Regions from separate parts of the Homo sapiens genome. Here regions 1 and 2 are each linked to region 3. Evidence: chromatin loops called from intact Hi-C (ENCODE). Cell type or tissue: IMR-90. All regions are shown on one strand. Links, peaks and the distances in the headings refer to the core of each region. The heading gives the core; the rest is flanking DNA.

What was found. Peaks named below come from ENCODE experiments on the same cell type or tissue, not always from the same donor. Only the 100,000 strongest peaks of a DNase experiment are listed, where the experiment ranks them.
Region 1: it touches region 3 in a loop (5-fold over the local background); 4 of 110 quality-filtered maps call a loop at or near these places.
Region 2: it touches region 3 in a loop (3.0-fold over the local background); 4 of 110 quality-filtered maps call a loop at or near these places.

The regions. Positions count from the first base shown.
Region 1 is chr2:207,175,061-207,185,781 of GRCh38, reverse strand. No RefSeq gene overlaps it. Among named protein-coding and RNA genes, the nearest start is that of MIR7845, 14 kb to the right of the region's middle. In IMR-90, for the core only: no CTCF peak of the experiment used is centred there; a DNase peak (open chromatin) is centred at 4,881; H3K27ac peaks cover 594 bases.
Region 2 is chr2:207,305,442-207,316,162 of GRCh38, reverse strand. No RefSeq gene overlaps it. Among named protein-coding and RNA genes, the nearest start is that of MIR1302-4, 41 kb to the right of the region's middle. RefSeq lists an enhancer at 5,058-5,807. In IMR-90, for the core only: a CTCF peak has its summit at 4,737; DNase peaks (open chromatin) are centred at 4,552, 5,722 and 6,112; H3K27ac peaks cover 2,039 bases.
Region 3 is chr2:207,253,567-207,264,287 of GRCh38, reverse strand. It overlaps LINC01802 (long intergenic non-protein coding RNA 1802), which reads right to left and starts at 3,843. Exons shown (of 3, transcript NR_146973.1): 1 at 3,721-3,843. MYOSLID-AS1 (MYOSLID antisense RNA 1) reads left to right here and starts at 9,972. Exons shown (of 4, transcript NR_110283.1): 1 at 9,972-10,099. In IMR-90, for the core only: a CTCF peak has its summit at 5,385; DNase peaks (open chromatin) are centred at 5,527, 7,177 and 7,637; H3K27ac peaks cover 4,155 bases.

The DNA.
Region 1 (10,721 bases), core at 2,656-7,655, 78 kb after region 3:
TGCTGGGATTACAGGTGTGAGCCACCGCACCTGGCAAAAGGGTTTTGTTTCTAAAGGTACAAGAACAGGTACAGCTTCGGGTCAGTGTGATTCAGCCCTCAACAAAGCCACCAGGATCCATTTCTTGGCTCTGCTTCATTGCTTCTCATAGGCTGGCTCATTCTCAGACTGTACGTGATATGGTTCAGTGGCTTTAGGCTCCAAGCATGACAACACCCAACACTCAGATTGATGGAGCTAGAGCAAGTCTCTTCAGGCAGCGTCTAGGAAAGTTCTGAAATTCACTCTGATTGGCTGCCCATCTCTGAATCAACCACGTAACCCAAGGAAATAGGAACTGCTGATGGGTCAGGGTCGGTTCACATGCTTCATACCTGGAGCTGAGAAGACATCAACTCCATCCTGGAGCTCATGGGCTGTGACTAGAGCAGACGGAGTTCTCAGAGGAAAGTCAGAGTACAGTTATCAAAGCAAGCAGTTACAGATGCTAGATGACCAAAATCCAATAACTGCCCAGTAAAAATATTATACTAAAATCTAGGAACATGTGGCTGATGGACAGTCATTACCAGGAAAAAAAAGTTGTTAGGTCTAAATGTAAAAATTGAGGCAAAGAAAGTGCCCGAGCTAGAATTAGAACCCTGACTACCTGAATATTAGATCGGTTAGTGCCACTTCTACCCTACCGCTGCTGAGGGGGGAGGTGAACAGTCTCTCAGGTTGCAGACAGTGGATGGTTTCCCTCCCTCTATCTTCTCATTTCATGGTGGAGCTGAATCATCCTATGTTCTACATGCTGACAGTGGAAGGTTATGACCATACCCATATCCTGTTGTCTCTGAGTCTCCTGTGGTGCAGAGATCCCTGAGACTTGTAGAACAGAACCTGAGTGGAAAGTGGGAGGGGGATTGGGGGTGGTTCCCACGAATCAAGCAGCAACCTGGAGACAAGGAACACCTGCAACCTCAGCAGTGGATCAGAACGGCTGACTGAGCAATGGACATACTGTGCATCTTTCATTAGTGCTGAGACCAACTTCTAGCTTGGAGTCCCATGAAAGGGAAACTTAGCCCTAACACCACAACAAGGAGCACAGTGTCAAGTGGGGACATTGCAGCAGAGTTGCCGCAAAGACTCTGAAGTGCTATGGGAAGGGATATTTCCTAGGAGGGGTTAAAGGGATTCTCCTTAAGAAGGGGGCTGGGGGAATCTGAGTAAGAGGTGGGGGAAAGCAGCCAAAGCATGATACTTAGTCATAGCATCACAAGAATTTGACTCAGAGTTCCTACAAGGTTGTCCTAAAATGCCCTGGTTCAGGTGGGTCAGCTTTGAAAGCACCCAAATTACCCCGTTTTCTGTACTATGTTTAAAGGCAATTTGAAAGAAAGACCCCTAATTTGGAAACATGTGCTAAGGCTAAATCACTTTTTCAACTGAAAATTCTTTTTTATGTATTGTTACACTCCATTTTCTGTCTTGTGTTTTTTGTTGTTGTTGTTATTTGTTTCTTTTTTCTTTTTCTTTCTTTTTTTTTTTTTTTTGAGACAGAGTCTCGCTCTGTCCCCAGGCTAGAGTGTAGTGGCGCGATCTAGGCTCACTGCCACCTCTGCCTCCCAGGTTCAAGCAATTCTCTTGCCTCAGCCTCCTGAGTAGCTGGGATTATAGGCGCCCACCACCACACCCAGCGACTTTTTGTATTTTTAGTAGAGATGGGGTTTCGTCATGTTGGCCAGGCTGCTCTTGAACTCCTGACCTCAGGTGATCTGCCTCCCTCGGCCTCCCAAAGTGCTGGGATTACAGGCGTGAGCCACCGCACCCCAGCCCATTTCCTGAATTTCAGGGGGAGTGAATTAATTCTAATATAGAGAGTGGGTAAAAGGACCAATTTTTTCATTACTATTTGACTTCATATCATCTTGCTTTGCAATGCCCTGGTTTTTACATCTATAAATCAGAAATGATAAGCAACCTGCTTTATAGGAATGCAATGAAGATAAGGAGATACAATATAAAAATATACATTGAGTCAGAAAGACAGATAACACTATTTAAACCAGTGTATTCTTATAATCCTCATTATTACTAAGAATGATGTTAACAGTTATGATAAAAAGTCAACATGCAGAAAGAAGAGAATAAAGTAATTTCTAGTTTGGGCCAAGATGTACTCTGTAGACATGAATTTTTAAAAGATGAGTGGTTAACACTTAGCATTTGATTCTGTGCTTGTTATAAGTGAGCAACTGAGAATTTCTATCTTTTGGAGAGAGAGAGAGAGAGAGAGAGAGAGTGTGTGTGTGTGTGTGTGTGTGTGTGTGTGTGTGTGTGTTATACAGGGAACAAGCATTATTTTGCATTTGAGGTCAAAACTGGAGAAATCAGGGAGACGTCAAGTTTTGTTCATTAACTTTCATACCTTTCTAACAACAGCCCCCAGATTAAACCAATCTTCTACTGTCAAATTTGGGGACATTTTCTTTAGTGGATGGTCATAAATCTTGAGGGGAATATTGCTCACTTCTTTTAAGAATTAATGGTGATTCCTAGGTGGGAGTATGGAGTCATGTATCATACCCTGAAGCATTATGTTTTTCCCAGCAGAGATGCTCAATAGAAGTCTGGAAGCTTTTGCGGCTGCCAGCAATTTCATGGTTACTGTCCGAAGCAGAAAGGGCACATCATCAAATTCTTCCTTCTAATGCAATTTTGCCTTCCTGGAATTTGTACTATTTTTCTTACATGGATAGGGAATTTTTTTTGAGAGTGCACAGTCATGTTAAAGTAAATACCCTGGAGAAATACTTTCAATTAAAATTCAGAAGTTTTAAAATCCAGGCTAGAAAGGATTTCCCTGACCTACAAAACCTAATAAGATATTTTTTCTTTCCATTTTCTCCCTCCTCATTCCCCTAAGTGTGTGGAGCTGTCCTGCTTTCTTACCTGGTGGCCCCATTTAGCTTTGCCTTCTAGACATTTAAGTCAGAAAATGGCTTTAAAGAATGTTTTGAGAAAACTTGACATACTGATCTACTCTCAACTCAATGATTTTCTTTTTTTTGAGTGGAAAAGAGAAAGAAACCACAGAAGCAAAGCAATAATAAAATCTTTTAGTCAAGTAAGAAAAATTTGACCAGGAGATACAGAGATAGTATTTGTGGTGATTGAGGCAGTTAATACCAGAAAAGTTTAGAAAGCAGAGATTTTGAGGCCCGAAGGGAGGGGAGTCAAACAGGCAGCAAGTCGACGTGGAGCAAGATAGTCTTATGTTGGAGAGTGGCCCTCTCCTCTGTGGGGCCTGGGCCTGGCATTTCATCTCTCGGTTGGGCTATGAATGCCTAGGTTGCAGAATTTCTTAGTGAGTTTTGCACATTATATATGCAACACACCTATGCAATATGAGTACAGTGCCTCAAACCTAGGTACTCAGTTATTTAGAGTTACCATTGTAAAATATTAAATGCCTGGGTATGAAAGAATGAAAATCTCTTCCTCTCTCAATGTGTTCTCGGGATTATGGCTTTAAAAAATAGCTGTTCAACTAAAACTAATTAAAACTTCCAGGTTAGAACCTAGAAGCAGACATACAACGACTAAAATGAGTGCAAGAGGATAATGGTGTCCATTAGAGATTATTCTTACTCAGAGGCAGGGCTAGGACTAGGGAGAGGCAAGAGAAGCATCCAGGGTGAACACTTAAGAGGCACCCAGCTTCAGGGCCTGCAGGCACTAAGCCTGAGCTTGCACAACACTGAGAGTGCGACTCCATGCCCTACCCTAGGCCCTGTCCTGTTCAAAGGACATCCTACCTGGCTCATTGGCAGGATATCTTGCCCCGTCCCCAATGGTTTCTTTCACACTCGCAATACCTGGAGACAAAACAGCCACCATTGTCAGACTTCTTTGACTTTCCAAACAAACTCCAGAAAGATCATTACAGGACCCAGCATGAGAAGGGAAACCGAGGTGCATTGAAAGCAATAAAATTTAACCGCAGAGATGATTTCATGTTCAATCATCAAAATACACAGAGGGACTTGCTAAAATGTCCACCGTTGAGGGTAACAACCCATGACCTTATTCTTTCTCACACCAGCCTTAGTATATATAAATGCTAAGAATAGCAAACAGGATCTTTTTTATTGGCTTTTCAAGAACAACATTGGGGCCTGGAAGACACCAGTCACCTTCAAAAACAAGCAACAATAGGAAGCTTGAAGCTGTTGGTGCACAGCTTTCAACATACACACTTTTTAAAAAATAATTTCAACTTAAAAATTTTAGATTTAGGAGGTACATGTGTGGGTTTGTTACATGGGTATATTGCATGATGCTGAGGTTTGCGGTACGATTGATCCCATCACCCAGGTACTGAGCATAGTTGCCAATTGGTGGTTGTTTTTAACCCTTGTTCCACTCCCTTCCTCTCCATTCGAGTAGTCCCTACTGACTATTGTTGCCCTCTTTAGTCTATGAGCAGCCAATGTTTAGCTCCCCCTTATAAGTGAGAACATGTGGTATTTGGTTTTCTGTTCCTGCATTAACTTGCTTAGGATAGTGGCCTCCAGCAGCATCTATGTTGTTGTAAAAGACATGATTGCATTCTTTTTATGGCTGTATAGTATTTCACAGTGAACATATTTTTCTTAGACATTGTTTTCAAAACATTTCATTGCTTGATTTGCTCAACCCCATTCTCCATCTAAATCATTTGTAAACATAGCCTGATAATTACTTTGGATTAATTGGTATTATTTGATAAAATCATACAAAGCTAGATTTTTGAGAATGGTAATATGTTAGGAATGTGTTTGGCTATGAGTAACAGAAAACCCAACTACATGACTTTTAGCATAGGGGTTTATTTTTCTTATGTAACAAGATATCCAGACTCAGGCAGTTTCTGGTATAGGTTCAGTTCCTTAGTTCTCTGGGTCATTCTCTCATAATAATGACATGGCTGGGTAGCTCCAACTACTGAGGCAGTATATAAGGCAGAGAGAAGGAGGGGCAGTGGAAGGAAGGCACACCATGGTTGTCCCCTTTTACAAAGAAAGCAAAAGCTTCCCCAGCAACCCATACCAGCCCCCCTCATTATGGGTTGAGTGTTGTCCTCTCCAAAGCCAGATATGTTTTTCCCAACCTCCAGTACCTCTGAATCAGCATAGTTTTTGTTCTTTGTGAATCTGAACTTACTTGGAGATAGGTCTTTACAGAGGTAATCAAATTAAAAGGGTGACGGTCATTGGGGTGGACCCTAACCCAATATAAAAAAGGGAAATGTGGACACAGAGACATGCATACTAGGAGAGAACCATGTGAATGAGAAGCATGCATCTACAAGCCAGGGAGAGAGGCCTGGAGTAGATCCTTCCCTCAGAGCCAAGCTTACAAACATCTTGATTTCAGACTTCTAGCCTCCAGAACTATGGGACAATACATTGCCTTTCCAGAAGCCACCCAGGTTTTGGTACTTTGCAATGGCAGCCCCAGAAAACTAATGCATACCAGAAGACTTGTTTTCATACATTATTAGCCAGAACTGTGCCCCTGGCTTCCCTGACTACAAGGGAGGCCAGGCAAGTATATATTTAACTGAACATATTTCAATCAGAGCATTAGGATTCTGGTAGCAAAGAAAAAAAGTGGGGGAAGGGCGTAAATAATCAAGAGCATTTTCCACCAGGGAGAAAACGCTTGCACTTAATGAGTGGCCACAGGATGGGTAGCTCTCCCTCCAACACTAATCAGATTTGAAGTAACAGCATGTTGGGGATAAAGTTAGGCAGTAGAAAGAGTGCAAGGGGTTTGGGGACTAGCACTCACTTTGCCGCAACTTCCTACGTGGTTTCACACAAGTTGCTTTAACCTCCAAGCCTCAGCTTTTTTAATCTGATAAATGGGATTAATAATCTATGCTCTTAGCATTTTAATAGAGCTTTTTTTTTTTTTTTTTTTTTTTTTTCCAGACGGAGTCTCACTCTGTCACCAGGCTGGAGTGCAGTGGCACGATCTCGGCTCACTGCAACCTCCACCTCCTGGATTCAAGCAGTTCTCCTGCCTCAGCCTCCCGAGTAGCTGAGACTACAGGCACGCATCACCATACCCAGCTAATTTTTGTATTTTTAGTAGAGACGGGGTTTCATCATGTTAGCCACGACAGTCTCGATCTCTTGACCTCGTAATCCACCTGCCTTGGCCTCTCAAAGTGCTGGGATTACAGATGTGAGCCACCGTGCCCGGCCAATTTTTATTATTTTTGGTTTTTTTTTTTTTTTTTTTTTTTTTTTTTGAGATGGAGTCTCACTCTGTTGCCCAGGCTGGAGTGCAGTGGCACAGTCTTGGCTCACTGCAACCTCCGCCTCCCAGGTTCAAGTGATTCTCCTGCCTCAGCCTCATGAGTAGCTGGGACTATATGTGCCTGCCACCACGCCCAGCTAATTTTTGTATTTTTAGTAGAGATGGGGTTTCACCATATTGGCCAGGCTGGTCTCAAACTCCTGACGTTGTGATCCTCCCACCTTGGCTTCCAAAAGTGCTGGGATTACAGGAGGGCAGTTTTTAAAAGGGTTTATCATTCTAGTGTTGTCTATCTACACTGCCCTCTGAGATCTGATGGGGTAAAGCAAAGGATACCAACTAAGCTTGCAGGCTTTGGAGTCACCTCACCTGTTCCTATCACTTAGATGTTGTGTGGTCCAGGATCAGTTACTTAACATCTCTGTGCCACAGTTTTCTTATATGTGTATAATAGGTATATGATTAGTAGCTAAATGAGACAGTTGTGAGCATGAAATAATATATGTAAAGCATTCAGAACAGTGCCTGGCACATAGCAAACTTTATATATGTTAGCTGTTATTATCAGGCCTATCCAATTTATAAGTGATATGGAATCGAGAAGGATAGCAAATGTTTTAGACCATAAAATCAAGAATCTAAAAAAGATTTTGACAGAAAGGAAATGAGCCAAATATAAAAAGATGAAGTTTAATAAGTACACATAAAGGTCCTGTCTTGGGGTAAAATAGCAAGAATGAGGGAGGCCTATAGGTTTTTAGTTTATTATAAATTTAATATAAGTTAACCATGAGATGCACTTACAAAACAAAATTAGATTTAGGTTGCCTTGATAGAAACACAGTATTGGAAACAAAGGAAAATAGAACCCAACTCTGTCTCTGCACTGGTTGGACCACACTTGAAATAATAGATTTCCTTCTAGTATTCCTCACAGCAGCCCCTGAAAATTGATAATTGCCTTCACGTTCTTTAAGGGCTGGTATATGAAAAAGAAAAGAGATGTATTTTGGGGATGCTACAGAAGACAGAACATCCCCAATATGAATAAAGTAGAGGTCTGCTGGACTACAGCTCAGTCTTAGATGACTATGAGCCACCTGGAAATGGAATGGCCTCCTTCAGGTGGGTTGCATGGGGGCCCCTGCTCACCTAAATGCTTAAGCCATAGCTGGTGGGATAATTCGTGGTGAAGGATGTTGCCAAGCAGACCAACAAGTAGGCATCCCTACTGCTTTGAGGAAGGGGTAGGTACTCCCACAGAAGTCACATGTTGGTTGCCCATTGGCCAAATTTGGTCTGCTATTGTGTAGTTTTTGTTCTATGTGAAATATTTTTTTTTTCTTGTATATCTGGATTCCTTGTCAAAATTTAAAAATCAGGAGATTTCACACAAAAAAAATTCTTTTTCTTTTTTTTTGCTTTCTTTGAAAGATAAGATGATCTAGCAGCACATGGTGGATCTGTATTGTCACAGATGGCTGGAGTTGAGCAGTAGCCATCACCTTTAAATGGAATGTGCGTCCTCCAATTATCCAACATCCTCACCTGGCCCACCTTACTCATTGAGGTTACCTGTCTGGTCCATAAGCATTTGAGTTTGTGATTCACATGCCGGTCTCTAGGGGCTTCCCTTACCCTGAGGGTCTAGACATTTCCTTAGTTTTGTCCTGCAAACATTAGGAGAAATTAGTTAAATCTGTGGAAGTGTGGGTAAAATTCAGATACATGTAGAGACTGGGGATGTGTTACAGAATAACTGCAAGTTTTAGAAAACACTGACATAGCAAATGTTTAAAGCTAAGTCTACATTAAGGAGCAAAAAACATTAAAAAATTTTATTTGAATTTTGGTTGCAATCTACATGTTCTAAATATATATGGTTCTTGCTGATATCTCCCTAATCTTTGAACCCGTTCCATTCTTCATAAGTCATCATGGATCCTTGCATTGTATTTATTGATGGATGGATGGACAAATGGATAGAAATCATGCAGGAAGGATGGAGAACATAGAGAAAAATGTAACCAAATGAGTACTATTGTTTCTTTCTGTGACATATGATCATGTAATAAGTGTGTATTAAGTATTCTGTGTCAAGCATGGTGCCAGGTTTTAGGGGATGCAAAAAAGGAGTAAAAAACACAGACATGTTCTGAGGACCTTGTTACTTTTGCCCTTATTGTTAGTTTCAGCTTAAAAGTTAGGACTCTAAAATTTGAAATCCAGGCTCATTGGGTTCAAATCCAGGCTGTACTCCTTCTGTGCTCTGTAATTTTGAGCAATTTACTTAACCGCTTAATAAAATAAGGATGATGCCAATAATATCTATTTCCTGATGTTGTTTGGAGGATTAAATGAGAGAATCATGTAAGAGCATTTAGTACAGCACTCAGCACTTAGTGAGCATTCAATAAATTATTCTAAACTAGCTTCCTTCAATACCTGCAGAAGGAACATCAAAATGAGAAAAGAAGGTTCATTTGTGTGGACACACAGACACACACACACACACACACACACCCTCACTCAAAACTGGTCTTACTTTCACACTTCTTTTCCCTTTCCTCCTTCTCCCCTTTATCTGCTGCCTCCTCCACCTCTTTTCTCTATGACTTCAAAGTTAATTTTTTTAACAATTTATCATCAACTTTTTAAACATATAGCAATGTTGAAAATTTTTTCCAGTAAATAACCATAAATAGGTGAGATTCTGTGCTCTAGGGGCATTGATTCACACTAAGCAAAGTTACAAGGAGCTAGAATAACAATGTATATCTACTATATTTCTTTCTCCCTTATCCTCTGGTATTTGACTTCTGTCTTTTATTTAATACTTTTTTTTTGTATTGTAGTTCCTGTATTTTATTGTATTTGTTCATACTTCCTCTCTGGAATAAAAGAAATAAGAAACAAGTATGTAAATAAATAAAAATAGATACTATGTGTTTACAAAGGGAAATCTCATATAAGTCAGTTCATTCAAAAGAGGAAATCACAGATCAGAAGGTTGCTATGGTAAAGACAAATCAAAAAGGGGAAATTCTAGGTTGTCAAATACTTAGTAAAGCTACTAAAGTAGATCTGTTTCCATTCTAAATTATCTTTAAAGGTCACTTAGGACAACAGTTACCCCAGGGCAGTGTGGAAGAAAGTTATATTTAACCAGTCCTTACTCTTTAGCTTTCCTTTGGCTAATGCTGTTACTAGTTCACAAAAAGGCCTGTTATTATATCACCTTTTGAAATGTTACAATATTCAAGATTATAGTTTCCCTTAAAATGTGATAAATGTAACAGTAACTGTTTCTTAATAGATTGAGAAGTGCCTTAAATTCTGAAAAATATATTACTCTAAATCCCTCTGTAAAGTGGGTTCTTTGAGAACATCTCATATTCTTTGGGTAGATTTTGGTAATTTTAATTATGAAAATTTTTCTACGTGCGTTAGAACTTCTATATTCTTTCAAGCACATTTGATATCATTTGAGCTAATATCATCTGCTCCTGTTTAGGCCAAGCTGACAGAATCCAGCACGAACAATATGGTGTCCAAACAATACTATAGAAAGCAATATTATTTTAAAATTTTATTAAAGATATTTTGTATGTTCTTTAATAAATTGTTTTTTAAAATAATAGTTTTGAACATGTAGAAAGGACAAAACAAAAGAGGATTGCTTTAACATGAATATTCCTCAAAGATTGAAAATTGATATCACAGAAAAGGAAAGGATTGGGGCTTATATGTGGCACAACGAGAGCTGGGTGGAATTTCCCATTTGGACAAATTGGGTAAGAGGAGTAAGCCTCTCTGAGTTATGCTACCTTTTGGTCTTCATCAAATGAGATTGCACTGGCTTCCCAAATAATGACCAAAGGGAGGCAGAGCAGCTAAGGGCATACCTTCCACGATGCCCAGTTTGGGAGAAGCCAAAATGAAATGACACAGTATAAAGCATGACCACATTTGCTTCAAACAATCTTTGAGCATTGCAAAGCGGGAGGAGAAGAGAGTTAGGGGAATTGTGAAGCATTCTGAGAGGGGCATTGAAGCATTATTTCTCCCATTTAGATGGCACAAATGGAGGAATTTTTTTTTTTTTTTTTTTTTTTTTTTTTTTGAGGCGGAGTCTCGCTCTGTCGCCCAGGCTGGAGTACACTGGTGCGATCTCGGCTCACTGCAAGCTCCGCCTCCCGGGTTCATGCCATTCTCCTGCCTCAGCCTCCGGAGTAGCTGGGACTACAGGCGCCCGCCACCACGCCCGGCTACTTTTTTTGCATTTTTTAGTAGAGACGGGGTTTCACCGTGTCAGCCAGGATGGTCTCGATCTCCTGATCTCGTGATCTGCCTGCCTCGGCCTCCCAAAGTGCTGGGACTACAGGCGTGAGCCACCGCGGCCGGCCCAAATGGAGGATTTTAAA
Region 2 (10,721 bases), core at 2,269-7,268, 53 kb before region 3:
TCTCTTTCTGAGAACATAACTTGAAACACTATAGAACCAGTAATTATATAAAAAATATATCTGTGAACACGCTACAGTTTTATATACATTCACAATGTATTTCTGCTGCCTTTTAGATAATTTATTTCACAACACATTATTGCACAGTTGTAAATAACTTAGGCACTGTAATAGCACTTTCAGTTATGTGTAAAGACATATATGAATTTAAAAAATAAAAACATTCTTTAGTATAGTCACTTCTAGGATCATTAACAGTAATTCTCTAATATCATCCAATAAACTCAAATTTCCCCAGTTATCCCCAAAGTATCTTTTATACCTGTTATTTTTCAAACCAAGATTCATTAAGGTCATGGATTCCATTCAGTGTTTCTAGTCACTTTTAATCTAGAATAGACCCCACCCTCTCTCTCTTTTTTTTTTTCTCACAACATTGTGTTTTTTGAGAGACTAGGCCAGCTATTTTGTAGAACATCCCACATTCTAGATGTTTCTTGTTTTATTGGGTCATAGCATTTTTCTTTATCCCTTAGGCTTGGTCCAATTTGGGTTGAACATCCTTCAAAAGTGATGCTGTACACTCATATTGCATCACATTAGGAGGTATATAATGTTAGAATGCTCTACTATTAATGATGCTGATTTTTAATTTGTTTAATTTCAGTATTTCCATAAAAAAAGTTAGTATTTTGGATAGTAGAGAGCTATTTTGTACTAAAATTAAGGTGATTTGCAGTGTGCAAAATAGTTACAGGCAACAGTTTGCAGGAATAGTCTAAAATGATGACTCATTATTCATTATTCTACCATTGAGGGGAGAGACACAGCTGAATGTTAAAGGGACTTAAGAAATAGTTAAGGTCAGATTACCTCTCCCCAGGAGGATAAGATGATTCCCATGTGGCCCAGATCCTGGTAGGTACTTTGAGAACACAGGTTTCAGGCCTGGGTGACGGTGTGTAAAAGGCTTAAGATGGTGTCGGTGAAGTTCAGCCACCAGCCCCCACTGCTTCTTCCCTAAATTTTAGGAAACCCTCCAGGCTATTAGGCAAATAGTTATACAGCTCAAGTGGAAATTCTAGCCCTACTGCTTGTGCTGCTTTTATTTCAAGTGCAACGACTACACATTTATCTATTTGATTTAAAAAATTGGTCCCTGCTTTAAAAAGCCTCTGGGCACAGGAACAGTAAAATTATTCAATAAAATACTTAAATCAATTGATACCACCATGTTTAAAAACACAGTCTATCACCAAGGGACAGAAAATGCCATGCCTAGTGTGAGATTCTTTTTGGCTACACAAATTTTAAAAGGCAGGTTTTACACTGGATTTTAAACATATGTAAGCCTGGGTCTGGTTGAACTAGTGAAGACAGATGGCATGATTGAAGAGACACCCTTCTCCTGATTTGGGTGGGCAGGTGGGTGGCTAGCAGCACTGTTGAAATTATCATCCAGGCTAACCTGCATCCCTTGTTCACTGTGCGCTAGGCACTCTTACTAGGCTAAAAGACTTATAATACCGACGTCATTTAATTATCACAACAAACCTGTGAGGTAGGTATGACTGTTATCCCCATTTTACAGGAGAAAAAAACCAAGGCACAAACAGAGGCACAAAAAGGTCAAGCCAACTGTCTAATGTCACACTAGCTGGTTTATGATAAACCTGGGATTTGAACCCACGCACTTTGGTTCTAGAGCCTGTGCTTTTGCTTTTAATTTTTGCATTTCCATTCTAAACTGACTACAGTCATTCATTTGGTAACATATTTAATGAATTATATACATGATATGTTTATGTTTGTGTATGTATCTTACTATGTGCCTGGCATTTTATTCAGCTGAGCTCTGGAATGCAATCAAAGTCCAGAACACATGTGGCTCCTCAGTTCAGGCTGAACCCAATTCCAGTTGACCCCAATTCAGGTTGACCCCTAATTGTATGGGTCTTGGATTTGTAGATAAACCTGATGAAGGGGCCACATGTCAACAAGTTATGTAATTGCTGACAGAGGCATTTCAGGCTGGGAAATCTTTTCATTCTTTCCATTACATGGGTTCTGTGCTATTAACATTTAATGACATGTTGGAGGTGCGTTAAAATTTATCACTGTGTAGACGATACAAGAATGGCCCCAAGGAAGCTGATGTTATAAAAGCAGACTGATGGAGGGAGAATCAAAAGATAAGGAGGTAACTTGAAAAGTATCTTCCATATGGATTGCTCATATTAGCTGCATTCTCTCAAGGATAGAAACTAAATACAGCAAGCAAAAAACCCCACTTTAACAGAATCCATTTAGAGATCCTATTTTGGATATAAGGATTTTTTATGAGGAGATGAAGTGGCTTGTTTCAGAGAGGTACTGTTTCAACAGTAACAGTGGAAACAAGGAAGGCTTCATTTGTGCAGTCTAGTTGAAAGCTCATCAAACTTATACAAGTGCAGAGACTATGAGATGGAAAGACAGTTGCATTTCAAAGAAGACCAATAAAACAACATCACTTTTCATTGTTTGCAGCTTTATAGTTTCTAAACCACTTTCTCATGCTGTATCAAATCTATCTCGCATGCATCCTCTCTTCCTCGTGGGATTCTCTCATCTGCCTGAGAGTCTCTCATCCTTCCCTGTCCCCTGCTTGCGCTGAAGTTGCTTGTTCTGAAGTAGCTGTCACTTTTGAAGCCAAAGGGTTTTGGGTGGGGCTGCAGGGTTTCACCACTCATGGTCAATCTGGAGACTCTGTCTCTTCCAGACACTCCCAGGCTTGGGTGAAATGTCATACTAAAGGACAGAGGAGTTGATTTCAGGGGAGACTGGGGAGACATGGGTAAAGATAAGGCAATATGGAAGCGTGGGGCGGTAAAATCTCCAATGGGTGAATATTGACCAATGTTCTGTTCTCTCTTGATACATTGCTTCAGGGTAGAGTTTCTCCATGTAAGATGTCCTGTGTGGTCCAATGGATGCTCTTGTCAAGTGACCAATGTGTCCCTTTGTGGCTTCACACGAAGCAGTAGTCAATGTAGGAGCCCACCCGTGTTTTATTTCTTCTCATTCTTTCTGTTTTTTTTTCTTTCCCTTTTCCCTCATTCCCAATGCCTAGGGATTGTACCTCCTACTTAAAGCACCAGCACTTGATCCCTGCCTCAGGCTCTGTTTTCTAGGAAATTGAGTCTATACATATTTTATTTCAAACTCTTGCCAACATTTTGACTCAGGCAGGTATTTTTGTTGTTGTTGTTATTGATCATATTTTAGAGATGAAAAAGCTAAGGCCCAGAGAGTTTAAGCGACTAGCCCAAGACTACATTCATTCATTCATTACTTCATTTATTTAGCAGACATTTTTCAAACACTGTCTGTGTGCCAGGCACTGTTCTATGTGCTGGTGGTGACTAAGAGAGACAAGGTTATGCCTTCATGAAACTTAAATATGAATTGGTGGAGACAGATGGTACATAAGTAAATACATCAATCAACAAATTAGGGCAGTGGTAAATTATATTATTCTATTCTATACAACAGGGTTTTGTGTTAGAAAGTGGAGGGAAGGCAAGGAGAGCTAATTTATAATGTGATCAGGACAAGCATTTCTGAAGAGGTGACACATGAGCTGACGCCAGGGCTAGGTTAGAACTTCTAGAGGCTCTAAAAACTCATAGTTCCCCATCCCTGCTTGTGTATTGTAATTCGAATAGAAACAGTACCATGTTGTGTAATGAAGTCCAACATAGAAGGTGCCTGGTAAATATCTGCTAAATGAATGAATTAATGAACAAATGACAGATTCTTATTTTCCCCATGATGACTACTTGGATTTTAAAAATATATATCAAATTTCAAATTCTCCTCCCAACCCCCCAAAAAAACCTTTTTCTGGGAGAGTGTTCCCTATTGAGTAATGCAGTATTTGTTAAGGGTGAAATGATTAGCAGACTACAGACACTTTTAGGACATTGTAGGCAGAGGGAACAGCATGTACAAAGACAATGAAGTATGAACCAGCCTGAGTGACTTAAAGGAACAGAAAGATAGGCTGATGTGTCTGGGGAGTAGCAAGTGAGAGGGAGAGAGGTGTGAGATGGGGTAAGAGAGATGGCAAAAGCCAGATGATACAATCTTGAATTCCATGATGAGGGGTTAGGATTTTATTTTAAGGGCAATAGGGAGCCATAGGAAGATTTTTAGCAGGTGAGCGACATGATGAAAGTGATTGCTAAGTGGTAATTCTAAGTCTAGAACTCAAACCTCTGACTCCTGGACCTAAGTATTTCTATACTAAGCAGGTGTCAGAATTGGAACCAGGGGCTAAAGTCTGAGGCTCCCACTCCTGTGATAGAGTGAAGCCTAGCTTCATAGTCGTGTCTTGTAATATGAGGCCTTCAGATGACGCAACAATATGTCTCCAACTGTACCCTGTTTCCTGGCAATAGATAGTATGAGACAGACTCATGAAAGCACATCTGCTCAATTGGGCCTGTGTTGTTCCATCTATAGACTGGGACTGATGTAACCTCTCACCCATATAGGGAGGTGGTGGAGTGGTGACTCACAGGTCATCAGGACAGGAAGCATGTGATGTTGGGACTGCTGAGAATCACCAGTGGTTCTCATCAGTCTGAATACTCCAGTCGTCAGAACAGCAACATCTATCCTGTCATTAAAGAAGTGAACATTATGGAGAAAGTGCTTCATCCAGTGTAAGAGGGCTATGTGGTTATGTGCAGTAACAAGGGAAAGGCCAGCAGGAGTCTCATGGTTTTAAACATCATCCAGAAAAATGGCAGGGAAAGACTGGTAACCACCATCTGATGAGTAAAGTTTTATTCTGTTACTGTTTGTTGCTTTTGCCTGAAAAGGATGGAGGATTTTCTTAAATGGGACACCTTTGCGAAGAATTCTGAGATTCTCAATAAATGGGCACGTCAGTGCATATGTCGGGGGTCACTATTCTGAGGAGGATTCAGGACTTATCCATAGGCTTGAAGCTTTTCTCTCCCTTTCCCTCCCAACTTCCATTTTCTTAAAAGAGAACTCCAGTCTGGAGACACAAGCTCCTGTTTTCTCAGCGATGCCTCTCTCCAGGGAGGAGAGTGGGACCAGGCAGTTCTTGAGGCCTTTGGTAATTCATGCACCTTGTGCTTTTGCACCGTAAGTGCACGAATTCCCAACACTGACACAGCCATCCCCTTAACTCCCTAGCCTGTACCCCAGAGCAGCTGTGCTTTCTTCTGGCTCTGCAGATATCAATTCCTAAATAGGATGCCTTGAGGACATCAGAGAGACTGCCCCCTCCAGCTGATCACTTATGTGACATTTTGATGTTATTAATGTGTGTTCATCTGCTCCCTTCCTTCTCCCAAAAGGAGACAGGGAGAGAAACATTATTGAATAGAAATGCGGGGACCCACGGAGTGAGCATGCAGGAGGGGGAAGGGAGAGAGGAAATTTAAACTGGAGAGAGGTTGATGGAGCTGAGGGACGTGGAGAGGACTCCAAGGGGAGTGGGTAAACGACAGTTTGTGCATCACAAATCACACCTTCTCTCGAGTCCAACTGTTTCACCATCCTGCCCCCACCAGCCCGGCGCCTCTTAGCAATTCCCCGGCTGTCAGCTCTCTACCTGCTTGGCTCTGGCTGCTCTGCTCAGAGCTGCTCCCCTGGGCCTCCCTGGCTTGTCAGTGGGCTGCGTCAGCATCACGCCACACTGTCTCCCGTTGGCCCGGTGATCAACGCCTGACGGGCCGGCCCTCTCTCCCCTCTCAGCTGGGGCCAATGGGAGTCAGGGGAAGGTTTTGGTTACAAACGAAAATAAAATAAATAAGTCATACTCCTGCACTCAGGAGTCTGGGAAGAACGTCTTCATGGCCTCATAAATAATCTTTCCTTTTAAATCTGTCCTTCTTCTTCTAGATGTGCCTCCCACCCGCCCTCCACCCCGGCCCCCTTGGGCTGCCCCTTACAGTGCAGGGAATACAAAATGAGAGGCTTAGATTTAGACTTGGTGTTGGTAATAGCACCTCCCACAAAGGCATTTGTACCGTGTGTGTGTGTGTGTGTGTGTGTGTGTGTGTGTGTGTGTGTGTGCGCGCGCGCGCGCACGCAGGAGCACATGCACAGAAGCCAGCAAGATAGAATTCATGACAGTGTTATACTGATCCCACCCTGACTCATGGTCTTCTGACTTTTGCAACAAGTCACCCAGCCCCCTCCCAGGTTACCCCTCGACCCTGTCTTCCTACCCCAAAGCTCTCAGTTTATTTATTTCTTCCCATTACAGGGAAGCTTAAATGTGGGGATTAAATGGACTACCCTATTTTAAGATGCCTAGAAGTTTTTCTTAAAATCCATATCTATATCTCTCTTTATTGGACATTTAATTAAAGTTCATTCACTTTGAATCTTCTGCTTAAGACATTGTCCTCTTTTTCAAAACATATACCTTAAGGTAGGGGGTGTTATTAATCTCGTACCTTGAATGTGAATAAAAGTGCTTGAAAATTGGACCTCAGAGGGTCAGGAGAGATGGCCAGAACTCCTGAAGACCCCGTGGTTGTGGGGAGGAGGGGTGCATGCTAGAGAAAGTCTAGGGGGCTTTGCTGGATTGCCTAGGGTTGCCCAGGAGCTTTCCTAAGCATGATTCATCTTGGTCATCAGGCGGGTGTCCTCTGAGCAGATGCCGTGGTGGCATGAGGAGACAACCATGGGCACAGGGGCCAAAGAGTTAGAGGGGAGCTGGGGAGGAGAAGCATTGAGAAATTAATGCTCAGTGCACGAGAGGCCCCCAAAGTGGTCAGTTTTTTCTTGAAAAGTCTTCATTTTAGACCAGGGTGGGCAACCTTCCTTGGCCACTCCTCCCACACTCCCTTCCTTGCCTCACTCCAATGCACACTGCATGAAGAGAGTGGGAGTTTGCCCTCTATTGACTGCGTCCAGAGAGGGTCATCTGACCAGTCTTCTGGTCTGTTAAGGGGTCCAGGTGCCTGGTGTGCTACGTGAGGTTAAGAAGAAAGAAGAGAATGTGAAAAGATTAGATTTTTGGAAATGTTGCCCAACTTCTGCCAGATGGGAACATTGAAGGCACTACATGGCCATGGGCTTTCCTCTGAGAAATGCCAAGATGGAGCCATGTTGGTTCAGAAGGACAGACAGGCAAGATATCTGCTGCCATTTAATCATTATCTAGGAAGATTTCACAGTGTTCAGAGCCACACACATTTTTATCTCTTTGATCTCTTTCTAACTGCTTCCTCTGCATGGTTGCCATGCTGAGGCAGTGGTGAAGTTTTTATAGACTGTACTTTTGGTGGGTGGAGTAGCTTCCAGATTGGGTTGTGGTACAAGATGCAGAAGACTTCATCGCAGAGCCTCTGCATAGAGGTGGATTTGCCATGAGGCTAGTGCATTTTAAGCTTCAGGGCCTTTCACTTCCATGGGCTCTGTCCATGGCTCTGAAGCTGGCCAAAGAATAATCACACTTGAGGATACATTTTGCCCTTGGGAGGAAAGACTCCAGGAAGAGATCTAGGTAGGCTCTGTTTCACCAATAAATTCCAGGGTCCTGTGTACTTGGAGTGAGATCAAGAAGTAGGGGGCATGGGTTTTGAGCAGACATGTCTCCTAGCCCTGCAGATTTCTTGCCCTGTGCAGAGAGACACCAAGGGCAGAGGAGCAGAATGTATTCCTGTGAAGTACAGGTTCCCTCTTGCCTGGATGGTTCTGATGGTATCCCGATACGATGTCTGAGATTAGGAGTATGTGGGTATACAGGGAATAACAATATTTCAAATAGAGCCAGAAGTTAGCTTTTGGAAAATTATTCCACATCTTACACTTCATATGTATAAAAGAAATTTGATAAGTTCCCCAAGATTTGACAACTATCCTAATAGTTTACATGAGAATGACTTCTGGAACTAAAAAAAATAAAAAATTTTTTCTAAACCGTCAATAATAGAAGGTGAATTTTGGTCAATGATGCTAGAGGAAAGACTGAATTGCTTTTGAGTTTTTCCTATAGGAAAGAATTTACAAAATCCTTGTCATGTGAAGAAGTTACTAAAGAGCATGCAGCAAAGATTGTAGAGGAACAAGTATTATAGGCATGTGAGGATGTTAATTAATAAAAACATTACTTTTTTGGTATTTGTGATGTATTTGATATTTTCCCACCTTATTATTTTATATTTAGAGACAGTGTCTTGCTCTTTTGCACAGGTTGGAGTGCAGTGGTGCCATCATAGCTCACTGCAGCCTCAAACTCCTGGGCTCAAGTGATCTTCCTGCCTCAGCCTCCTGAGTAGCTGGGACTACAGGTGCAAGCCACCATGCCCAACTCATGTCCATTTAAAAAATTAATTACATTTTATTTCCTCATTCTAAATAAATATTCTCTTTTTGTACCCAATTTATATTTTTAGCTTAGCATTGTTTTCCCTCAGAGAAGCTTTGAAGTTTTATAAACTTCAAGTCCCATAACACCTGTACCTGCCCCTGACACCCTAATCCTTTTTGGGTAACAGTATTCAATGGCCTTCATTTCCTAGCCTGGCAATGAGAGAAAATTTTTGTAATGACTTCATATCCTCAGCAGGTTGGGTCACATAGGCTGAGCCCAAGTTTAAAAATGTTTATGAGACCTGGGATGTTTAACAAACTTGCAAAGCTCCATGATCTTGAATAAGTCACTCAACATTGTAGATTTTAGATTCTTCATCTGTGAAGTAAGAGGGTCAACAAAATGTATTCTAGTTGGCTCTCCGCCACTAATATCCTATGCTTTTTCCACTGAAACAGAATCTGGCATTGGTAATCAGTGGTGGAGGAATACCCCAATATAAGCTGAGAACTGTAGGTATCAGTTATCATCCATACTGACAACTAGATCCCCAGATTATGTCTTTCCTAAGCAGCATCCAGTCCCACAACTTCTTCCCATATTTTACTTCAATATAGGTGCAGCTTACAATTTACGTGACATACATGTTTCTGTAGAGTCATATTTTTCTGATTCAGAATATGTAATGAAGGTACTAGGGAAGCATTTAAGAAAAAAAACTCTATCATGAATTTCTTATTGGCAAATGTAAGAAAATATGACCTTAAAAAGCATTATTCAAGTGGGTTCCATCTACACAAAGATATTCACGTCACTCATGTAATTTCTTAAAATTCATATATTCAGACTCATGGAATGTGAAGTCACATTAGCCTCAGGCAAAAGTGACAACTAGGAAGGCTGGTTTAGATCTTAGAATGGGGACAATGAGTAAAGGTGGAGAGATTTGAGGTCTGGAAGTTGAGTGTATGGGTTGAAAAGGGCTTGCTTGTACCAAAATGTCTGGGTGATACCAAACTGAATGGGGGCTCTTGGAATGTGTCTCAGATGCCACACTTACTCCTACTTTGGCTACAAGACCTTCTGGCATCAGAAATATGGCCAAGACATTTCCACACATTATTATACATGGGTCTGCTTTTACATATTGTGTATAATATGTTCAAGAACCCGTAAGTATTCATTTATGCCTCTAACTGGAAAAACCTTGCAGCGATGAGGCTAACAGGCTTCTGCCCGAGGGAGTTGAGATCTCCCAGCTCTAACAAACAAATAAACTTGTCTGACTCTTTGCCATTGTTCAACAGACATTTCTGCCTTTTTTTCTTACCGTCTCTATGCACTCCCCTCCCTCATCTTAAAATGGCCACTAGCTGGTTGCATATGTAATTCTGAAGCAGTAATGGCTCCAAGTACTTATTTATTAATTCTCTCTGCTGTCTCTGTGTCACTGTCTCACTGGATCAATAGTCTTGGGATGGGAAGTGCTAACTGGAGCTGAGGCCATCTCCTCCTTCCCCTTGCAGAACAGCAGGGGCTCCCTGGAGTGTGGCTAACACCTGTGCATTTACCATTTCTCTTTTGTTCCTATTTCCATCTTCCTCCATCAGGCCGAGGCAGACCCTGATTGTAAGGTTGGACTTAAGGATGGAGGACTTAGATCTTGATTTTTTTTTCTTTCATCCCTGTGCAAAGTTTCATTTTAATATGAGGAAAGAATCTGTTATTTTTAGCTTGCATTCTTTTGCCTAGACAAAGTCATTTAGACATTAAACCCATAGATCTAGAGAAAGACTGATTTCCTCAGTTCCAATATTTCCTATCTCTGTGTCCTTGGGCAAGTCATGGAATGTTGCTGAACTCTAATTTCACAATTTAGAAAATGGGGATTTAAAATGTGCTTTCCTGTAGAGTTGTGTCATTAGATGGCATAAGGCATGTCAAGTTCTTAGCATGGTTCCTACAGGTACACAGTGAATGCTCAGTGAGGGTCAGCCAAGATTACTGCTTCTCATGTCTCCTCTACACTTCATACCCCCTGGGTAGGTTTTCTTCTGACTTCGAGTTTTTGCAGGAGGGGCGAGAGGTCGGCTTAGATCTCTATGATTAGCCCTTTGGCTTTGTATTGTGATTTTTTCTTTTTCTTTTTCTTTCTTCCTTTTTAAATTATCTCTCTTCTGGACCACTGTCTTCCTCATCTCCTCCCCTCTCATACAGACTCACCTTGATTGTGAGTTTCTCAGGGGCCAGGAGAGATGATTTTTGTCCTCTACCCCCTACCCCAGCCTCCAACTTAGGACACAATTTGTAGTAAATGCCCAATAAAATGCCTAAGTGATTTCTCTTCTATATTCTGATCAGATTCTCGTCTTGC
Region 3 (10,721 bases), core at 3,214-8,213:
AGGTTCTTCTGAAAACACAGCCTCAGTCAAGAACTGAATGCAGGTGTTTTATTTGGGAGGTGACCCTAGGAAGCAAAAGTGAGGGCATGGGAAACTGAGGCAGGGGAGGAGGAAAAACTAACACACAGGTGCATGGAGATCTCTGCCGTAGGCATACAGAGTGGGGGTGGAGTGTCGATCCATTGACTCTCAGTGGTTGGAGACAGGAGGAAATTGACTTAACTTCTCTGGCTGTCTGCGTTTTCCCTGTGTGAAGCTCCCAGAGCTTCAGAGAAGCCCTGAGGCGGCAAAACAGAGAACTTTAGTAGCAAGCTTGGGATAGGTGTTGGCAGTGTGGATCTGACTTGAGGGAAGTGGCACCATGCAGGGCATCAAAAGTAACTACTACAGTCTATAATGTGAAAGACCCATCCAGGAAGGACCCGTCCATCCTGGGAGTGCCACAGACTGGGTGCTGCTGCCCTGACCTGAGCTTGGCTTTCTTACCTCTCTTCTGCCCATTCCTTGGACAATGGGAAAATTGCTCCATGATATCAGCCCAAGGATGCCTCTTCTACACTGTTCTTTTCCTCCCTGGCTTTCCTAACACTCACACTCATGGGTTTCCATGTGTGAGCAGTAACTGCAAAACTTACTTCCCTTCTCTTTCCTCCTTTACCTTCTGTCTTTTTTTTTTTTTTTCCTTTTCATAGAGAATGGGGGTCTCACTATATTGTCCAGGCAGGTCTTGAACTCCTGGGCTTAAGCTATCCTCCCGCCTCTGCCTCCCTAAAAGCTGGGATTACAGGCGTGAGCCACCATGCCTGACCTCCTCCTTTACCTTCTAATGGCCTTTCCTTTTCCTTTTCTCTTCCTTACAAAACGTGGTTGTCTCTGACATTCAAGTCCCTAAGGCTCCAATCTTCTTCCTCCCCACATCCCCAGGGATATAATTTGGTCCCCAGTTTCAGCTCTCACAGCTGTGTCACTGCCTCCAGCTGAACATCTCCAGGTAGGTTTTTCTCTCTATTTCTGGCTCTCTGTTTATCCTTACCCATCTCAAAATTACCTGGCTATTATGATGCTAATTCAAGTTTGAGAACCTCCCTTTAAGTGTGAAATCTCCCACAGTGAGTTGGATCCTTCTTTTTTGGTTATCTTTTATTCAGCCCAGATCAATATGTCTAAAAGTGACATTTTAGACATATTGACCCCAGCCCATGCCTTTCTCATGCTTGCCAATGTCCTCTCTGCCCTAAAAAAAGAAAAGAAAACACTCTAACTATCCAACCTATGTGCATGCTACTGTCCATTCATGTCTACATGTGTTCAAATCTGGTACCACATTTAATTCCTCAGTGTCTTTGGTGGTGGCAGTCTACCTGGTATTCATAGGCCACGGCGTGGAGTCAGACTGAGGCAGATCATGAGGTGCATGGCCAAACTCACTAGAGTCTCAATATACAGGGGTGTTGTGAGTCAGAATGCCAATGCTAGAAGGATCACTAACAACTGGCTTGAACAACTCATCACATTAAGATGAAGAAACTGAAGCCCAGAGAGATACAGAGCTTTGACAAAGGACACAGGCCCGGTTCATGCCAGAGTAGGGCCTGGAGTGACCATGTTCTGTCTTCCTTCCCAGAGCCCTTTCTACAATAACATAATTAAACAAGGAGCCTGCATCAGGGACTTTTTGAGACGGAGTTTCACTCTTTTTGCCCAGGCTGGAGTGCAATGGCACTATCTTGGCTCAACGTAACCTCTGCCTCCAGGGTTCAAGTGATTCTCCTGCCTCAGCCTCCCAAGTAGCTGGGATTACAGGTGTGCACCACCATGCTCAGCTAATTTTGTATTTTTAGTAGAAATGGGGTTTCACCTTGTTGGCCAGGCTGTTCTTGAACTCCTGACCTCAGGTGATCCACCCACCTCAGCCTCCCAAAGTGCTTAAATTACAAGCATGAGCCACCACACTGGGCCACGTCAGGGACTTTTTACGTGCAAGCAGAGGGTACCGAGCTCAAACTAGCTCAAACAATAAAGGGAAGTTATTTCATATAAATGAAAAGTTTAGAGGTATCTGGCTTCAGGTGACATTTGAACCAGAAGCTTAAATATGTCAACAAGAACAGGTGGATGGAATGCCTGATTAACCTCACCTAGACCACGTAAGTCCCAGGATCATATGAGAAATTCAAATAGAAATAAGGGATATTGGAAAAGGGGAATGAAGACAATAGATGCGTAACAGGGGCCGACAAAAAAAATCACGACAATATCCAAAAGGGGACAAAGATATGTGATATGAAGTCCAAATGATCCCAGTCATAGCTGGACTATGTCCACTTGATTGAGTACAGTTGGAATGGAGATCTTGCTTTGGGGTTGAAGCCAGAGGGAGCTCTGGGACTTTTTGTTTGACAACTGCCCCTGGATAATTCATACCTGTGCCCTGAACATTCTTCCTACCTGTTCAGAGGGCAGGGCTATATTCTTGGGGTGGCCTGGACTCCACTGGAAAGCCCAGCATGCTGGACAGTTCTGCTATTTTAAGAGCATGTGAGAAGTAGAGGGAGCTGAGACAGCTGCCCAGCTAGGAAGAAGGTCTAGGAGCCAGACCTTCCCCGTGGGCAGCCGTCTTCCTTTGAAAGCTGGTCGGTGGTCAGGACCCTGGTCCCTGTCCTCTGTTCCTCACAGTCGGTAGACTCAAAGCTCTGCTTATTCTTCTTCACAGATGCTGTCTCTTCCTCTACCCACCCATCTCTGCCTCTACTCACCACTGCCATACCTCAGCTCCCGTGTGAATTGCCTTGTGCCTGGGCCGTGGCAAGGGTCTATAAGCTTGCCTCCCAAGCTTGCTCCCCACCTGCCCCCGCACATCCTGTGCCCTGTGCTAGGGAACTCACCCCTGACAACAGTTTTGGCATATCATTCTCCCACTCCAAGCCCCTAATCCAAATTCAAATGTCACCTCCTCTGAGACCCCTTCACTGCAGTGATCATTCCCACTCTGAACCCCAAACGGAATGTCCATCCTGCCCAGTTGGAACTGATCAGGTTTTCCTGCTTTCCATTGTTACAGTTTCAAGCATCTTTGGTCTCTTTACTCTGATGATGTGATCCTGGACGATAGAGATTTACATGTCTAACTATGACTCAGTATACAGCTCTATACCCCATAAGTAGTAGATAAACAAATAATACTAATTCCTTGAGGTTAGCCTCTTTAGCTTCAAATCTTGGCCAATTAAAACTTCCTTATCGTCATATCTTTAAATCTCTAGAAATGTAGGTTTGAATTTTGAAATAGGAAGAAGATAAATGGAAGATATTTTCCCGCCCCATTCTTGCAATTAATTTTCCTTGTCTGCTTGAGTATATACCAGCATTGATATCTACCTCTGACTTAATTTACCAGAAGGTGCTCTAAAAACCTAACCAATGTGCATCTCTACAATTCAAACGGGCATATGGTTCAAAACACCAAATTTGTCATGTCTCTAGTGTGCTGAGCTCAGAGGAGTATTTCAAAAAACAAAACACACACACTCAACATGGGTTGAGGGACAGGACATTTTAAATGAGAGTTTTTAAAGCATCAAAAATATCACAGGTGTGTTCTTTCTTGATGCTTACCCATTTAACTATTCTGTAGTTATGGGACCAAAATTCATCCCATGAGCTCAGCATTCCTGCTCTTGAAAAGGGCTGTGTGGGGCTGGACGGATAGTTAGGACTTACCTGAGCAGGAATAAGTTTTCAATGGTACAGGCAGATGCTTTGGGAATCAGGAAGTGACCTGCTCCTCCTTGAAATGACTCTGGGCTGGGGCAATGGTGACACTGCCACCTCATGGGATCTGGGGTTACCTGGTGGAGGAAAGACGCAGGATGAAGAGAACCAGGTATAACCCTGCCACTTGGAGTTTTTCCTACAACTTGGGCTGGTGAAATGCTGAATCTCAGTTTATGTTCAAAATAAATGAAACCTCATTCTATTACCAAAATAAACTGCTCACATGTGATGTTGATAATGAGACAGCCAGACAGAAGCTGCCTTCATACCAAAACAAGTGAATCAGGTGGTAGGAATAAATGAACAAAGGGCAAGGCATTGTCACTGCCCCTTTCCTTCAGCAGTAGAAAGACTGACTAGAAAATTCATACGTAAAGAAAAAGACCTTTTTTTCTGTTGTTACAACCTGAAACGCCATGGAATTATTTGATAGAGCCTTTTTTGGAGAGAGGGTGTGGGCAGACATGGTAAGGGCAGATCCTGTGTCTGTCTGTGTCAGGGGCAGTATTTGCGTTTGCCAAAATGTTTATGCAGACACAGAGAGGAGGGGACTAAGCTATTTGGCCCTGTGACACCAAAAAATTATAATTGTTGTTATTGGAATGAATTGTGTTATGTGTTAAAGTCCTAACTCCCTGCACCTCGAGATGTGGTTGCATTTAGAAATAGGGTCTTTAAAGAGGGAAAATGAAATGATCTCATATGGGTGGGCCCTAATCCATGGTGTCCATGATATCTGGTGTCCTTGTAAGAAGAAGTTAGGATGTAGACAGACACAGAGGGAAGACCTGTGAAGATGGAAGACCTGTGAAGATGTCACAGGAAGGTGATCATCTGCAAGCCAAAGAGAGACACCCTTAGAAGCAACCACCCCTGCTGACATCTTCATCTTGGGCTTCTAGCCTCCAGAACTGTGAGATAATAAATTTCTGTTGTTTAAGCCACCCAATCTGTGGTCTTTGCAGTCCTAGCAAACCGTAATTGTTAAACAGGAGCAGAGGGAGGCAGACTTACTATGGAGAAACACAATATCGGGGCAGCACTGTGTTTTATTGTGAATGAATAAAGGAAATAATCCATTCATTTCTTCAGCACATACTTTATTTCTGATCTTTAGAGGGTGGCATGTAGCAGCTGGGAGAGGCTCTCCCTTTCATTGTCCCCAGCAGAGAATAGGAAACATGCTGTGTGGGCTTAAAAACTTCTGGCCACCAGCCACTGGCACCCTGTCTCTGGGAAGCAAGGATAAATCTGGTGATCCACTGATCACTGAGCACTTAACAATGATCACTGGAATGATATAACTATTATCTTTTCATATTTCTACCAGACTTAACCTTGCAGGGTCAGTATCATCCCTGAGCTTTAAGTTCTCAGCTTGTATATAACCTTGGATGAAACTGTGAATGTTCAATCTGGATAAAATAATTAATGTCTTTTTATTGCCCCTTTCAGAAACACACAAGGTCCTTGTTGGCCTCATGCATGGAGTATGGACAAGTAGCTCTTTACTTAGCTGGTCTTACAAGCTGCTTTGCAAATGTATCTGGCAGGTGGTGCAGTGCATGGGGGAGGGCCCGCAGTCTGTCCCTGGAGGCTCAGCTGAGTATCTCTGGCTAAAGCATCATCTCAAAGGCTTGAGAAGCCTAAGCTCCAGCCCCCACCCCTTCTTGAGCTGATTTCTCCCTCCTGACTCATGTCTGCTGCCTCATTTGTGTTACTGTGCAAATGTTTAGCCAAGAAGCCATACCAGGCCGAGTGCCTATTTATGACCGCCTCAGGAGTTTACAGTCCAGGCACTGAGGCAGCATTCCATGCCTAGCCTCTGGTCAAATAAGGACAAAGTGAACCACACCTTCCCTTCTTGGCAGTGAAGCAGGGGCAGTTAGAATGCTGTGTGCTGGGTGCAAAAGCCTCCCCCAGGCAGGGCCAATTCTTTCCTAGCTTCCCAATGACCTTGAAGTTGTAGCAACATAAATTAGAAGAAAAGAGTGTAGAATATTTGTGACATGACTCAGGATGCTGGGGGAGAAGAGGGCTGCTTGTTTGGTTCCCTTTCTGGGCTTCTGTAGGAAGTGGATTATGAATTCTCATTGGTCTAAGAGAAAAAGCACTTTTGCCATTGTGCATGTCCTGCTTGTCAGCAGGGAGCCTCGTAGAGAAAAACCCTCGAAGAAGGGCATGTAACAATACAGTCTGAGACACACACATGTGTGCACACACATATGCACATACGCCCAAAAAACAACCCAAAGGAATGCAGACACAGCTACCATCCTGGGAGAACCACCACGGCAGACACCAGCCTCAACGTGAGGATTTGGAAATAAAGGTGGCTGGGGTAGGGTTTCTCGTTTTAAGAGACTGAAAGTGTGCTTGCAATCAACCAGAAAATTTGAATTTGTTCTCTGCAAGCCTTTCCTCTTAGCCTTGTCAGGAAACACAAAAGCTCCCCAGACTCAGCTCCTGGCCAGGAGGAGTTGCAATCCGATGTGGTGGTGGTGGGCTGGGGAGGTGTACAATTGCACATAAAAGCGTTCATTGACAATTCAAGACCAGAAGAATAGCAGGGATAGTCAGCACTGTGGGCAGGGTCTGGTGACCAGATGGGTCAGACCCTTCCAGAAATTCTGAAGTTTTGCTTCTCCATTTGCTTAATAGGTGATAACCTAATGTCTAAGCAGCTAGACCTCCTGTGTGTAAACCCCCAGGGAGCAGGGTGTCTGGTGGAAATAGTGTCAGCCATGACTGTGCCATCCGCTAGCCCTTTCCCGGAGCTCCAGCTCTCTGTAGAATGGGCCTCATGCTACCAGCTCTGTGTACCTGAGGGGGTGGCTAAAAGGAGAAAGCTAACAAAATAAGGGGCAGCATGGTGCTTGGCACACCATAAGTGTTTTACAAGGCATTGGAAGGTGAGAAGGTAAACGATCTTCTGTGTCCTCACAGAGGACCCTATACAATAGCACTCAGCAAATATTTGCATGATCGTGATGGTGTGGGCTTTAAATAAATCCCTCTGGGGTGGGGAGGGAGGATGCTTCTTCATAAGATAAATATTTATAGCTACAGTGAAAGAGCAGAAGGAAAAGGAAATAGGCCATGGGGCTCCCTAGGCTTCCCAGAAATATCTCCGTATCTCTTGGTCCTTTCTTTTGGAGGCGTTTCTTTATGTTCTATCCTCTCCACCCACTGCCCTTCTACCTGCTGCACCCACTGTCTTGTCTTTGGGAAAGTTCCTTCTCCCACTCTCCTTTCTCCACTGTTCCCAGGGGTCTGAGAGTCCCCACTCCCGCCCAGCTTGGTAAGGTGAAAAAGACTTCTCCTGGGGGAGCTGCTCCCCTACACTTTTTAATCAGCTTCCATCCGGTGCTGTCGGTTTCAGAACACACATGCTTTCTCACTGACACACGCGCTTTCACAGCTTGGATAACAAGGCTCTGCCTCCCGCCCTTCCCACCCTCGGCACTGCCTGCTCTCCCCTTCCCCCTGCCACATGCACAGGGTCTTTCTAGAGAACGGCTTTCAGGACCACTAGGGAAGTCCCATGTGTCCTTACAGGCAGTTGAGAGGCCACATAGCTTGCATGTAGCTCAGCCCCTTGCAGGCGGTGTGGCTGCCATGTAAATTGCTTGCGTGTATGTCAGGGGATACATTTGTAAATAACCTTTTTTTAGGGGAGGAGGGTAGAAAAATGAGGAAACAAAGGACAAATGCAGGAAGGTGGTCAGCTCAGGACCACACTTCTTCATTGTTCATTTCCAAATGAGATGGCATAGCTCTGTTAGTCCATAGGGGCTGTGTCTGGCATGAGTCAGCAACCAGTACAATCTACTGCCAGTTGATTAAATTAGCATTTGTTATAAGCCAGAAAGGGAGGGAGGGATGTTGTGTGCAGAGATAGATGGAGAATGAAGAAAATCTTCTTCATGCCTTTTGAATTATTTATGGCCTGGAACTTTACATGCTACAGCCTAACCTGACGTGATAGAGAGAGGCTGGGAAGAACTCTCTCTTCCCTTAAAGTCACAGAGCACATGCTTGGGTCCTTGGGAGGACAGGAGCATGCTAAGAATGATGGACTATAGTGGAAAAAGTGGAGCTCTCTTCATTTTATTATGACCTTGAAAACAGGACTGTTGCATAGAAATCCTGCTGCCATTAGGCACAGGAAGACAGATTTCATAGCAACCTTTTGAGCGATGGACGTGAATGTGTGAACGCATTTCACTTTGATTTTGCCGAGTGGTAACATGGGATGACTGTCAGATCAGTGGACAAAGGATAGGTCTCTTCGATCTTCGCCTCTGGCTTTCAGCCAGATGGGAGAGAAACAAAGACTCCAAAGCTGCTGCTCTCCTTCCCCCACCCTCTCCCTCCTCCCTCCTTTTCTCTCCTCCTGCCTTCACCGCCTTGGATGGAGTCTACTAACTACTAACTGCTCTTACATTTTGGGAAATCTTGTCTAATTGTTCAGGGTGTAAAAATGCAGTGATTTTATCTCAGAAAGGGGCTCTTCCTTTTGGGAGATGTGTGAATCCAGAAGAGAGCAATCTCCATGCCTCAGGGAGTCGGGCAGTGTGTGGATGTGAGTGTGCAAGACACCCAGTGTGCTCCGGCTGGGTACCAGGGCGGCCTGGCGGACATCTTTTGTTCTTGGCTCTTCTGACTGCCGGGAGCAGCAGGACAGCCCACATGCCCGCCCAAAGGAGCTGCCGCTGTTCATCATCAAGATCTGAGGCTTTTATCTGTGAGCCCCAGTGAAGAGGCAAACTGTTGGTGTCCTGCTATCGACTCATAGTCTGCCTCCAAAATAGCTTCAGGATAGGGCTGCTGCTTTTCAGCTGAACTGCTGCCTGTGGACCACCTTGTTATCCAAGGTTCTCACTGAATGGAAGCCGTCCAGAGGCATGTGGCTCTATCCCGAGAGATACAAGAAGAAAGGAGTAAGGGAAGAGTGGCCGAATGAGGGAAAGACAAAAGCAGACTGGCAGATGACAGGGACTAGAGTCAGACAAAGAACTGGGACGTGTGCTTTGGCAAAAAAGCAGGCAGGGCAGTCATTTCCTTGCTTCATCACTGCTAGCTCAATTTACCCATTTTATATACATACAAAATAAACTGTGTCCAAGACTGACCCTGTAGCAAGAACTTGAAATGAGTCATTTCTTCCAATCATTAGTATAAGTCCTACGTTTTTACTAATGCATAAATGAAACAAAGCAGGTGGTGTCTGTTGCAGTCCTGGGAGATACAAATGAGTAAAGGATGAAGACTTACAGATTGACGACGGAAAACAGGATGACAATGTTGAACTTGAGTGTGGGGTTTCCCCAACACCAAGAGGGGATCCATGTACCCCAGGCCATGGGGAAGGGTTTGATTCCTACAGCTCAGATACCATGTTCTGCCCACTTCTCCCTTAGCTACGCAAAGAAGGAAATTGAGGTCATTTTCATAATTTAGGCAAAACTTCCCTTTCCACTTGAATTACTGAGATATTTCGGGCAAACGCAGATTTCAAAAAGAAATTAAATAGCAAAATTTGAGTTTGGGAGCTCATTAACAAGCAGTGAGACTTCCTGTATTGCATCAATTATAAACAATTTGGAGGAAAGAGAGGTTGCTTTTTTCTCTTTTAAAGAAATTATCTGGAAAATTACCCAGGTCTTTGCTTCCTCTTTTTAGATGAGATCTGGACAGGCTGAGTTAAAGACAGTAACCTCATTAGGATGGGTTTAGATGATAAAACCAGAAGAAACCAAGAAGCCCAAACTGCCCTCTGGATTTCCTCCAACTAGCCTTGCCTCTGACGAGTCAGTTCATCTCTCTGCACTAGTATCTTACCACCCCCGCCCCACACACGGAAATGGAGCCAACTTGCTTTGCCACTTTTCTACTTCATAGGAATGCTCTAAAAATTAATATTCACTGTGAAACTAGGAAAGCCACAGAGGAATGATCCTATCTCAATATGAAGCATTATCAGTTTTGTTGTGCCTGCCACTCTCAGTTGGCATTGATACATTGTTCAGAATCTTTCTAAAAACCTCCGTTCTTTTTCCGACCCCAGTGACCGCTAATTGTGGAAAACAATGTACTGGACTATTCAAGAAAGAAATATTTTGCCTGTTCATCGACTCAGCCAATAAGGTTTAAAGTGACTCTGATCATTTTAAGTGGCTCAACGAATGTACCGTATAAGCTATGTACTATTGAAGGAGCTTTAGCCGCTGCAAATCTTATCCTTCCTCCCTCCAGGTTTTCTTCAGTGTCGAAATTGGTATGGAGACGTGGATGGAGATTTGAGTCTTAGGAATTTGGGAAGGTGAGTCATGCTGAGAAGCTATGTGACTTTACTCACTAAATATTTCTAGAATGTCTCCTCACCCTTCCATCCCTAGTCCTCCATCTAAGTCAGGCTCTTATTGTCTCTTGCCTGGATGTTTGAAGCAGTCTTGGGACGGGTCCTCTGGACTCCAATCTTATCTGTTAAGCAACTCTCCTCACTGCTGTTGAGTCTATCCAGAAAGCAGGCTTTATCACGTTGGTGCCATCATTGCCCAGAAAATATAGTCCAAGCTCTCCAGATGGAGGGACTTACATGTTCTCTTAACATCTTAGCTCCCTGTGTCTCTAGCTTCAGCTCCCTCCAGTCCCTGCCTTACAGATTTGTGTTCAACACAAGCAAACTGCATATGCTTCCCCTACTTAGACTGTGCTACTTTTTGCCTTTGGGTCTTTGCTTGTGCTGTTTGCTCCGCCAACAATCTCAAAGCAAGCAGACAGAGCAAACAATGGAGCATCAATAGCTCCTCATTCATCCTCGGGGTCATGTGACACGTACGTTGTCTCCTTTCTCCCCTCCTATGTATTTCTCCAGGGTTGTGGTCTCCTCTCCTGAATTCTCACCCCTGTGATACCCTGGGCAAGTCTATCATTAAGCTGAT